2 separate regions of the Homo sapiens genome follow, and region 1 is linked to region 2. The links are chromatin contacts, found by Hi-C in ENCODE. All regions are on one chromosome and are shown on one strand. Each heading gives the region's core, a stretch centred on a gene start or an enhancer-like site at or near the end of the contact. The rest is flanking DNA. Distances are from core to core; before and after follow the strand shown.

The links. A loop is a pair of places that touch in the nucleus more often than their neighbours do. Pooled maps may share reads with other maps.
Region 1: a map of aorta shows a loop between it and region 2 (14-fold over the local background). The contact joins two enhancer-like sites. A Hi-C loop is called at or near these places in 8 of 168 maps with a recorded cell type or tissue (CD4-positive, alpha-beta T cell, CD4-positive, alpha-beta memory T cell, aorta and 4 more), 3 of 37 single-sample maps with no recorded cell type and 22 of 50 pooled maps.

The regions. Positions count from the first base shown.
Region 1 is chr19:15,864,639-15,870,883 of GRCh38, reverse strand. It overlaps the pseudogene CLEC4OP. Among named protein-coding and RNA genes, the nearest start is that of CYP4F2, 30 kb to the left of the region's middle. RefSeq lists a silencer at 5,711-6,005. Within about 2 kb of position 1,688, at least 4 of the 41 ENCODE cell types and tissues checked have a DNase peak (open chromatin) inside an H3K27ac peak, as active enhancers do.
Region 2 is chr19:15,583,599-15,589,536 of GRCh38, reverse strand. It overlaps the pseudogene CYP4F23P. Among named protein-coding and RNA genes, the nearest start is that of CYP4F8, 29 kb to the left of the region's middle. RefSeq lists a silencer at 4,744-4,823. Within about 2 kb of position 1,661, at least 3 of the 41 ENCODE cell types and tissues checked have a DNase peak (open chromatin) inside an H3K27ac peak, as active enhancers do.

The sequences.
Region 1 (6,245 bases), core at 439-2,938, 280 kb before region 2:
CATTATTACTTCCTGCCTCAGAAAGCCTGGCTCTTGCAGATCTCAAAAGGTCTTTTGAGACTGTTATTTGTGTATCTTGGAAATCAATGGCAACAATTTTTTTTTTTTTTTTGAGACAGAGTCTCACTCTGTCACCCAGGCTAGAGTGCAGTGGTGTGATCTCGGTTCACTGTGACCTCTGCCTCCCGGATTCAAATGATTCTCCTGCCTCAGCCTCCTGAGTAGCTGAGATTACAGGTGCACACCACCACGCATGGCTGATTTTTGTATTTTCAGTAGAGATGGGGTTTCACCATGTTGTCCAGGCTGGTCTCGAACTCCTGGCTTCAAGTGATCTGCCTGCCTTAGCCTCCCAAAGTTCTGGGATTACAGGTGTGAGCCACCATGCCTGTCCGGCAAGAATTCTTTTTGTTTCTTTGTTTTGTTTTGTTTTTTGTTTTGAGACAGAGTCTTGCTCTGTCACCCAGGCTGGAGTACAGTGGCACAATCTCGGCTCACTGCAACCTCCGCCTCCTGGGTTCAAGCCATTCTCCTGCCTCAGCCTCTGGAGTAGCTGGGATTACAAGCGCGTGCCACTACGCCCGGCTGATTTTTGTATTATTAGCAGAGACGGGGTTTTGCCATGTTGGTCAGGCTGGTCTCGAACTTCTGACCTCCTGATCTGCCTGCCTCGGCCTCCCAAAGAGTTGGGGATTACAGGCGTGAGCCACTGCGCCTGGCCAAGAATTCTAACGTGTGCTCATTGAATGAGCTCTGCCTGCCCTCTCTGCTGTGCATATAGGAGGCGCTTCTTTTTTTTCTGAAAGCGATGGGGGCACATGGAAGTGCAAGGGGGTGGGAGCTGAAGGAAACCTCAGTGAATGTCTCCCAATAAGATCCTGCTACAAACATTTATCTCTTAGCATAAGGGACTCGGCACCACTGATCCCTGCAGACCCCTCAAACCTCCTTCCCAGCTGCTCTCCCTCCCTCTCTGCACTTGGCCGCCCTGGGCTCAATTCTGATTCCCTAATAGACTCTCTGTTCTTCTCTCACAGCCTTTGGATTTGCGGTTCCCTGTGCTTGGAATGCTTTTCTCCCAGCTCTTTTGTGACTGAGTCTCATCTGATTCCAGGATTGGCTGAAATGGCACCTTTTCATCCAAGCTCTTCCTCCTCTATCTAAACAGCCCCCCATCCCAGATAATTTTTATCCCATGATCAGTTTTTGTCATAGCATTTTATTGCTCTGAGAGAGTGTTTGTTTCCTAGTTTATTGAAAGCAGATAGGGTACGCAATCCTTTATCGTTTGTCTTCTTCATCGAGCTGCAAGTTCCATAAGGCAGAGAGATCTCTTTTGTCCTGTCTGTTCTTGTTCTGTTTATTCAATTATAGTAGATTCTGTTAGAGCTCTGCCTGTAACTCTTTGCATATTGCTGTTGCAATATTTACTATCCTGTCTTCCAACTGCCAACGTCTCTTTGCTGCAGAGCTTCCTGTAGCTGGATCTCACTCTGCCTCTCAGACAAGCCCAGAAGTGTTGGGAAATTAACCTCTCATTGATTGGTTCTTAACCAAGGACTGATGGTTGCTGGCAGATGAATCCTTCAACCCCCCACCCTCCAGCCCTTTTCCTGGAATAACTCAGTGCATTCCCTACACTGTCCTCTAGAGGTTCCCAGTGAACCGCACCCCCTCTCCGATTAAGGCTCACACTTAACAATAGGCCCAACACCAGGCTCTTTATCTCAATCTGCTTCTGGAGACCCATCTAAGACACCTGCTTGAAGAGAGCCTAGACATAATTCAGTAAATATTTCTCCTTCTCTCCCCTCCCCCGCCCCTTCCTTCCCCTCTCTAATGACCAATAATGTTGAGCATCTTTTCCTGTGCTTCCCAGTGTTTAAAACAGCATTTTTAGCCTGGACGCGGTGGCTCACACCTGTAATCCCAGCACTTTGGGAAGCCGAGGTGGGTGGATCACTTGAGGCCATGAGTTTGAGGCCAGCCTGGCCAACATGGCGAAACCCCATCTCTACTAAAAATACAAAATATGTAGCCAGGCATGGTGGCACACGCCTGTAGTCTCAGCTCCATGGGAGGCTGAGGCAAGATAATCACTTGAACCTGGTTGGTGGAGGTTGCAGTGAGCCAAGATTGCGCCACTGCACTCCAGCCTGGGCAACAGAGTGAGACTATCTCAAAAAATAAAATATAAAATAGCATTTTTTTTTTTTAGATGGAGTCTCACTCTGTCAACAGGTTGGAGTGCAGTGGCGTGATCCCCCTCCACTCCCCTCCTTTTGTTTTTGCTCTTTCTTTTTTCCTTCCTTTCCTTTCCTTTCCCTTTCTTTCTTTCTCTTTTTTCCTCTTTCTTTCTTCTTCTATCTCTAGCTCTCCTTCCTTCCTTCCTCCCTCCCTCCATCCATCTCTCCCTTCTTCCTTCCTCCCTCCTCCCTTTCTTTCTTCTTTCTTTCTCTCTTTTTCTTTCTTTTTTCTTTCTTTCTTCCTTCCTTCCTTTCTTTTTCTTTCTTCTCTCTCTTTCTTTCCTTCTTTCTTCTTTCTCTCTCTCTCTGTCTCTCTCTTTCTCTCTCTCTCTCTCTCTTCCTTTCTTTTCATCTCACTCTGTCGCCCAGGCTGGAGTACAGTGGTGCAGTCTTGGCTCTCTGCAACCTCTGTCTCCCGGGCTCAAGAGATTCTCGTGCCTAAGCCTCCTGAGTACCTAGGATTACAGGTGTGTGCCACCACGCCTAGCTAGTTTTTGTATTTTTAGTAGAGACGGGGTTTCGCCATGTTGGCCAGGCTAGTCTCAAACTCTTGGTCTCAAGTGATCTGCCCGTCTCAGCCTCCCAAACTGCTGGGATTATAGGTATGAGCCATCACCCCCAGCCGGTTCAGTAAACATTTCTGAATAAATGACAAACACGATCAACACTAGTACCACACGATATCGCTATTTATTTGTCAGAAATATTGCTTCTAAACTTCTCCCCAGACTCACCCCCAAGAAGTTGGCTAGAACTTGAGCAGTTGTCCTTTAATTGCGATTTATTTCATGAACAGGTAACATATGATTTTAACGTGGTTGTCATAAGGAAGTGCTGATAGGCAAGGTATCTGGGAGTGACGCTGACACAGTTGGGTCCCAGTCGGACTGTGCTTCTGTATGATAAACTCCAATTGTATAGTTCATTTGTGCTTTCAAAAGGTACTTATTAAGGCCAGGCACACTGCACTCCATCTTGGGCAACAGAGTGAGACCCTGTATCTTAAGAAAAAAAAAAAAAAAAAGGACTCACACCTGTAATCCCAGCACTTTGGGAGGCCGAAGCGGGAGGATCACTTGAGGTTGGGAGTTCAAGACCAGCCTGGCCAACATGGTGAAACCTCGTCTCTACTAAAAATACAAAAATTAGCCGGGTATGATGGTGCATGCCTGTAGTCCCAGCTACTTTACTAGGGAGGCTGAGGCAGGAGCTTTGCTTGAACCCGGGAGGTGGAGGTTGCAGTGAGCTGAGATCATACCACTGCACTCCAGCCTGGGTGACAGAGTGAGACTCTGTCTCAAAAAAAAAAAAAAAAAAGATATTTATTAAGTGCTTAAGCCTGTGTAATAGTTGTCTATTACTATGTAACAAGTCAGCCCCCCACCAAAACATAGTGACCTAAAACAACAAATATCAGGATTAGGGCATTATATTTCAATACATTGGAATTATTTAGAAGACTGTGATACTCAATATAAATATGAGAAAGAGTCTCACTCTGTTGTTTTTGTTGTAATTGGTTTTTGGGATTTGCCAAAAATTATTTGCCAAGGCTGATGTCAAGAAGGATGTTTCTTAGGTTTTCTTCTAAGATTTTAATACTTTGAGGTCTTACATTTAAATCTGTAATTCATCTCGAGTTAATTTTTGTACATGGTGAAAGGTCAGGGTCCCGGTTCATTCTTCTGCACATGGTTAGCCAGTTATCCCACGAACATTTATTGAATAGGGAAGCAGCCAACAAACAAATGAAAAAATGTTCCTCTTCGTTAATCATCAGACAAATGCAAGTCAAAACCACAATAAGATTCCATCTCACACCCGTCAGAATGGCTGTTACTAAAAAGTGAAAAAAAAAAAAAACAACCAAATACTGGTAAAATTGCAGAGAAAAGGGAACACTGCTGGTGAGAATGTAAATTGGTCTAGCCACTGTGGAAAGCAGTTTGGAGATTTCTCAAAGAACTTTAAACAGAGCTACCATTTGACCCAGCAATCCTATCAGTGGGTATCTACCCAAAAGAAAATACGTTATTCTACTAGGTAGACACATGCACTTGTGTGTTTACTGCAGCACTACTCACAATAGCAAAGATGTGGAATCAGCCTAGGTGCCCATCAACAGTGGATTGGATATTTTTTTCCTTTTTTGAGATGGAATCTCTCTCTGTTGCCCAGGCTGGAGTGCAATGGTGTGATCTTGGCTCACTGCAACCTCCGTCTCCTGGGTTCAAGTGATTCTCCTGCCTCAGCCTCCCGAGTAGCTGGGACTACAGAGACCCACCCTCACGCCCAGCCAATTTTTGTATTTTTAGTAGAGACAGGGTTTCACCATGTTGGCCAGACTGGTCTTGAACTCCTGACCTCAGGTGATCTGTCTGCCTCGGCCTCCCAAAGTGCTGGGATTACAAGTAGGAGCCACCGCACCTGGCCTGTATTCATTTTTTTAAAATATCATTTTACGTTCAGGGGTACATGTGCAGGTTTGTTACACAGGTAAACCTGTGTCACGGGAGTTTGTTCTACAGATTATTTTTGTTACCCAGGTATTAGGCCTAGTACTCATTAGTTATTTTTCCTGATCCGCTCACTCCTCCTACCCTCCAGCCTCCAATAGGCCCCAGTGTGTGTTGTTCCCCTCTATGTGTCCGTGTGTTCAAATCATTTAGCTCCCACTTATAAGTGAGAACATGTGGTATTTGGTTTTCTGTTCCTACGTTAGTTTGCTTAAGATAATGGACCCCAGCTCCATCCATGTTCCTACAAAGGACGTGATCTTGTTCTTTTGCATGGCTGCACAGTATTCCATGGTGTATCTGTACCACATTTTCTTTATCCAGTCTATCATTGATGGGCATTTAGGTTGATTCCATGTCTTTGCTATTGTGAATAGTGCTACGATAAATATTCTCATGTGTGTGTCTTTATGGTAGAATGATTTATATTCCTTTGGATGAATACTCTATAATCAGGTTGCTGGGTCAAATGGTAGTTCTGTTTTTAGCTCTTTAAGGAATCGCCACACTGCTTTTCACCATGGTTGAACTAATTTACACCCCCCACCAACAGTGTATAAGGATTCCGTTTTCTCTGCAACCCCCTGCCCCCAGCATCTGTTATTTTTTGGCTTTGTAGTAATAGCCATTCTGACTGATGTGAGATGGAATCTCATTATGGTTTTGATTTGCATTTCTCTAGTGACCGGTGATGTAAAGATTTTTTTTTCATATGCTTGTTGGCCACATTAAAACTACAAGTAGCTACCTAGCTGGGGAGATGAATGAAAGCTGTTGGGAAATGTCATTGTCCTCGGTGTCCAAGAAAAGAGTCACACAAATCATTTCCTCGGTTGAAATGTCCACCACTTCATCGTGAGAAGCCAAGAGCACTTTTCATGCTAAGCTGTGAGAAGCAGAGAGTGGCGGTGGGGGTGTCAGTACAGGGATCTGAGATTCCGTTCTCTGTTGCTTTGTGTTTCAGTCACCTTGGACAGAAATCAGCTTTGCAGAGGAGACTTGGTGCCCACTGCCTCCTGAGCTCAGAGACCCAGGTCCTCTTTCCGGCTGTGTTAACAGATGACCAGATATCTCAGGATCTCGGGCCACACTCTAAGCCAGGAAGGAGGAGCAGTGTAAGAGACTTGAAGGGGAGTGTTTCCTTCCAAGGGCTGGGTGGAGTTTCCCAGAAATAAGCATGTAGAGTAGGAGCATCTCAGAGCAGAGTGAGCTGCGGTCATGATTGAAGGCAGGGATGCTAGCAGCAAGGACCCCAAAGAATTATCAGCATTGGGGCCCAAACTTCCCCCCAGGCTGGGGGAAACTGGTGAGTCAAGAAGCTGGGACCAGAAACCCTTTTATGTGCAATTAAGAGCTTGGTGGGCCAGGCGCGGAGGCTCACGCTTATAATCCCAGCACTTTGGGAGGCCGAGGTAGGTGAATCACAAGGTAAGGAGTTCAAGACCAGCCTGGCCAACAGGCGAAAACCCGTCTCTACTAAAAA
Region 2 (5,938 bases), core at 412-2,911:
ACGCCTGGCTAATTTTTGTATTTTTTAGTAGAGACGGGGTTTCACCATGTTGGATGAGCTGGTCTCGAACTCCTGACCTCGTGATCCACCCGCCTTGGCCTCCCAAAGTCCTTGGATTACAGGTGTGAGCCACTGCGCACAGCCCTGAGAATGTTTCTAGAATTACATACACAGGTGTAGCAGAATCCTAGAGGCCCACTGGCCCTCTGCCTCCCCACTCACTCTCTCTTTCATAAACCATCACTCCCCTTAGAGGAAGCTGAAAGCCTAGGTGGAGTGGGAAAAGAAACCTTTGACTGGCCGGCCGCGGTGGCTCACGCCTGTAATCCCAGCACTTTGGGAGGCCGAGGCTGCTAGATCACGAGGTTAGGAGATCGAGACTATCCTGGTTAACACGGTGAAACCCCATCTCTACGAAAAAATACAAAAAATTAGCCGGGCGTGGTGGCGGGCGCCTGTAGTCCCGGCTGCTCGGAAGGCTGAGGCAGGAGAATGGCGTGAACCCAGGAGGCGGAGCTTGCAGTGAGCCGAGATCGCGCCGCTGCACTCCAGCCTGGTTGACAGAGCAAGACTCCGTCTCAAAAAAAAAAAAAAAAAAAAAACAACCTTTGACTCTGCAAAGATAAGTCACTCTTTGAAGGAGTTTGCTGCAACTCCATGGATAGATCTAAAGGCAGAGGGTGAATTTGCTCTCTGTTCTGGAGCTGGGACATCCATCTTCTCCTGCCCTTGGACATGAGAACTCCAGGTTCTCAGGCCTTTGGACTCAGATGCAGCTACCCCACCAGGCATCCCTAGTTCTCCAGCTTACAGAGAGCATCTTGTAGAACTTCTCAGCCTCCCTAATCACAAGAGACGATTCCTGTAATAAATTCCCTATTCACTCTACCTCCCTTTCCAGATAGATGGATAGATACAAACATAGATAGAGATATATTCTATTGATTCTGATTCTAAGGAGAACCCTAAGATCGCAGGTCTGCCTGCAGCCTCTGGCTGTGGTGCAGCCTCAGCAGTAAACAGTGTCTAGATTCTGCATGGATAAAGGGAAGCTCTGCTTCCTCCTGTTCCTTCTGTATCAGGGACATCTCCAAGCCCCAAGGGTGCATTCCAGGGCAGAGGGAGAAGACACACTGTCTGCCAACAGAGAGGTCTGTTTTGGCTTGAGAGGAAATGTATTCTTTTCCTGAGAGTGGTTCCAGCCCATGGAGAGTCATATGGAGTGGGCTCCACAAGGGCAGTTTGTGGGCAGCAGTGTGGCCTCAGGATATGCGCTAGGGCTGGTCCCCAAATCCTTTCATGTTCTGGCTGGTCCACCCGGGCTTCAGTTCCTCTCATGGAAAAGGGTCTATACATAGGAACCTTCCCTTCTCAGCAGCCTGCAGAGGAGCAGAGGTGACCCTAACTGTCCATCAGGATGGTGGCTCCCACCTGGGAGCAGCTTCTGCACCAGGCTCTGTACTAGTGTGTCCTGTGCACCATCCCACTGCCCTTGTGAACAGGCCCATCAATCTTGCCATTTACAAATGAACACACCGAGGCCGCATCCCCCAAAGGTAAGAGCAGGCCTAAGTCAGAGGGCAGGGTATGGTGGAGAGAAACGGACAAGAGTCGGCTTCTGAAAGGGGAAGTGAGCGGCCACCTTTTATCCGGGTTGGGCAACATGGCCCGTTGGGACATCTTAGTGAAAGGGAGCAAGAGGAAGGTGGCTCCAGAAGGGGAAGAGTTGGGTTGCATAAGTGCAAGTCAGATGGTGGCAGTAATGAAAGACATTAGCAGAGTGAGAGGAGCTGGAACGTGACCGTGGGGTCTGTTCTGAAAACAGAGATCAATCAAGAGGCCAAATCAAATCCAAATTCCATCTGCTCCCTCCTGCCAGCTCAAAGTCCAGGATTTCTGGGTGATGTGCAGTTCTTTTTTTAATTTTTTTTTTTTTGAGATAGAGTCTCGCTCTGTTGCCCAGGCTGGAGTGCAGTGGTATAGTCTCAGCTCGCTGTAATCTCCACCTCCCAGGTTCAAGCAATTCTACTGCCTCAGCCTCCCAAGTAGCTGGAACTACAGGCACGTGCCACCATGCCCAGCAAATTTTTGCATTTTTAGTAGAGATGGGGTTTCGCTATGTTGGTCGGGCTGGTCTCCAACTCCTGATCTGAAGTGATCCACCCACCTCGGCCTCCCAAAGTGCTGGGATTACAGGAATGAGCCACTGCACTCGGCCTTGATGTGCGGTACTCTGCTTCACATTTTGATGTGGGCTTGTGTGGTGTGGAAATCTATAAATTTAATAGCAATTATCAGTTCTAACGCATCCCAGAGTGGAGCAATCACTGGATCATGACAATTTAACATTCTGTTTTACACTTGTTGCTTCCATTAATAGCAAACTAAGTTATTTGGATCAAAATTCCAGCATTTTTAAAAAGCTGGATGCAGCTGGGTGTGGTGGCTCACGCCTGTAGCCCCAGCACTTTGGGAGGCTGGGGTGGGCGGATCACTTCAGGTCAGGAGTTCGAGACCAGCCTGGCCAACATGGTGAAACCCCATCTCTACTAAAAATACAAAAATTAGCCAGGCATGGTGGCAGGAGCCTGGAATCCCAGCTACTCAGGAGGCTGAGGCAGGAGAATCACTTGAATCCGGGAGGTGGAGGTTGCAGTGAGCCGAGATCAAGCCACTGCACTCCAGCCTGGGCAATGGAATGAGACTCTGTCTCAAAAAAAGAAAAAAAAAAAAGGTAGATGCTTCTTCAATTCTTCATATAAATAAATGACATGAAAAGACAGTGAAACAATAGCGAAGACATGTAATCAACCCAAATGCCCATCAGTGATAGACTGGTTAAAGGAAATGTGGTACATATACACCATGGAGTATTATGCAGCCATAAAAAGGAACAAGACCAGGTCCTTTGCAGGGACATGGATGGAGCTGGAAGCCATTATCCTCAGCAAACTAACACAGGAACAGAAAACCAAACACTGCATGTTCTCACTCATAAGTGAGAGCTGAACAATGAGAACACATGGACACAGGGAGGGGTACAACACACACTGGGGCCTGTGGTGGGGGCAGGAGGAGGGAGAGCATCAGGACAAACAGCTAATGGATGTGGGGCTGAATACCTAGGTGATGGGTAGGTATCACCATGCAGCAAATCACATTGCTGCAGTCACATTGCAGCAAATCACCATGGCACACATTTACCTATGTAACAAACCTGCACGTCCTGCACATGTATCCCAGAACTTAAAATAAAATAATTTTTTTAAAAAAAGAAGAGTGAAAAATCACAAAAACATGATTCAAATAATAACAGAAACCTAGAGATAAAGTGAATATAAACTATACCTTCTCTCTGAAGGCACTTCTCAAATCAGGAAAATTTGAAACTCTTTTAACGGTTTTGTGATTGCAGGAAAAAAAAAATTCTAAGCCTAGGTGTGATACAAGGAGGGAAAATGGTAAAAATCCCCTCCTTGCATATGTGGAGACCTCAAAGGGCTACATCTCTCAGAGTGAGAAAAAAATAAAGCAAAACAGCTTGCAAGTGTGATTTCAGCTTAAATTTAAACCTCCTGGGTGACCTTGGTCACCACAAGCCTAGAGGGTCATGAACATAAACCTCAACCAGCAGTCCTCCAAAGACTGCTCCCTAGACAAAGCTGCCTTCTTCTGGCTGAGCACAGTGGCTCACGCCTGTTAATCCCAGCACTTTCAGAGGCCAAGGCAGGCGGATCACTTGAGGTCAGGAGTTCGAGGCCAGCCTGGCCAACATGGTGAAACCCCGTCTCTACTAAAAATGCAAAAAATTAGCCGGGCGTGGTGGCGGGCGCCTGTAGTCCCAGCTACTCGGGAGGCTGAGGCAGGAAAATGGCGTGAACCCGGGAGGCAGAACTTGCAGTGAGCCGAGATCACGCCACTGCACTCCAGCGAGGGCGACAGAGTGAGATTCCGTCTCAAAAAAAAAGAAAAAAAAAATTAGCCGGGGGTGGCGGCAGTCACCTGTAGTCCCAGCTACTTGGGAGGCTGAGGCAGGAGAATCGCTTGAACCCAGGAGCAGAGGTTGCAGTGAACCGAGATCTTGCCACTGCACTCCAGCCTGGGTGACAGAGCAAGACTCTGTTTCAGAAAAAAAAAAAAGAGAGAGAGAACTCTGCCTTCTTTAAATCCTACGAATATTATTTCTAATATGCAAATATGGCAGCCAATACCAGGCAAAGATAACCGAAACACTGACCCCATGACAAAAATGACAGTCATTGTAATAGATACAGGTACTTTCAATGATCAGACACACTGTAAAACAACCAGGCTTATTATTGTTTAATAAGTGCAGTCGTTTAAGAACAATGAAAACGGTGAAGAACCCTGAGGTGAGAGGAAAAAAAACAACTGGATGTATTAGGAGATGAGAATTGAGATCGAGGGGCGGGGATGTAGTGCCGCTCTGGTTTTCCTCAGTGACTCAGAGCCTCAAACCTGCCCCATAGGTGCCTCCTCAACCCTGGTCCCTCTCCTGCTCAAACACCCGCCATGGCTCCCTATCGCCCACAGGATACTGTCCCCACCTGCGCTCTGGGACAACCCGCCCTCAGCACGGGGCCACTGTGCTCAACCAGAGAGGCTGTCAGGGTCTTGGCTCAGAAATACTCCGCCTTCCCCTCGCCAGGCCCTGGATCCCTGCAGTTCTCCGACGCCCCCTGCTGGCTGTCTGTGGGACTCAGGCACAGATTGATTCCCCGGAATCTGCAAAGGTGCCTGAGGAGGGCGCGGGTGGCTCTGAGACCTGACAGTGGTGGGTCACTGCAGATCCGCGCTCAGGGGCTCCACCCGTAGCCAAAGTCCATCCTCCGCGCGCACGATCAGCTCCAGCTTCCTGCGGGGCTCCGCGTGGTCCGGCAGGACGCGGAAGCGCAGCAGCGTGAGCGCCAGGACCACCTTCATCTCAGCCATGGCGAACGTCTGGCCGATGCAGTTCCCGGGGGAGGGGGTGGGGACTCTGACTGTGCCCAGGACCCCCATCCCGGCCCCATCGCGCCGGGAACCTCGTCTGGGACTCCCAACCCCACCCAGATCCGATTGAGGGGCAGAGAGAGGGACTCTGTGCCTGGGACCCCCATGTGGGCTTGCATATCCTCCGAGCCTGGCTTAGACTCCAGCCCCCAGACCAGCAGACGTAGGAGTGGGGAAGTCTGAGAACACACACCCCCTTTTCCTGGGATCTTATTAAAACCCTCGACTCCCTGAAACACGTGGCCCCACAAGTCAGACCTTGCCTCCACCTGTGGCACCCTCACCCGATGCCCGCCTCAGAAGCCCCTTAGCCTCACCTGGGCACTGCTGAGAAGGGAATAAAAGCCAGAGGTGATGTCTTCTGGAGATTTTCTGGGTCGAAGCGAAAGGGGTCATAGACCTGGTGGGTGGGCAAGTTAGGGCTGTTGGGTGGGGGTCTCTCAGGACACCCAGCCACCCGCATATAAGACAGATGTGAAGCCGGGCACGGTGACTCATGCCTGTAATCCCAGCACTTTGGGAGGCTGAGGGGCGAAACTCCTGAGGTTGGGAGTTCGAGATCAACCTGACCAACATGGAGAAACCCCGTCTCTGCTAAAAATACAAAATTAGCCGGGCGTGGTGGCACATGCCTGTAATCCCAGCTACTAGGGAGGCTGAGGCAGGAGAATCACTTGAACCCGGGAGGCAGAGGTTGCAGTGAGCCGAGATCGCTCCATTGCACTCCAGCCTGGGCAACAAGAGCAAAACTTCGTCTCAAAAAACAAAACAAAAAAAAAGTACACATGTGGGTGGAGTAGAGAGGGAGTATCTGCTTCCCTGGGAAAAGACCCCTCCCCTGACCAGGCCCCGGGATGGAGAAGGCGGAAGGGGTAGCACCTCCGGGTCCGGCCAGACTGAAGGGTTGTGATGGATCCCAAAGATG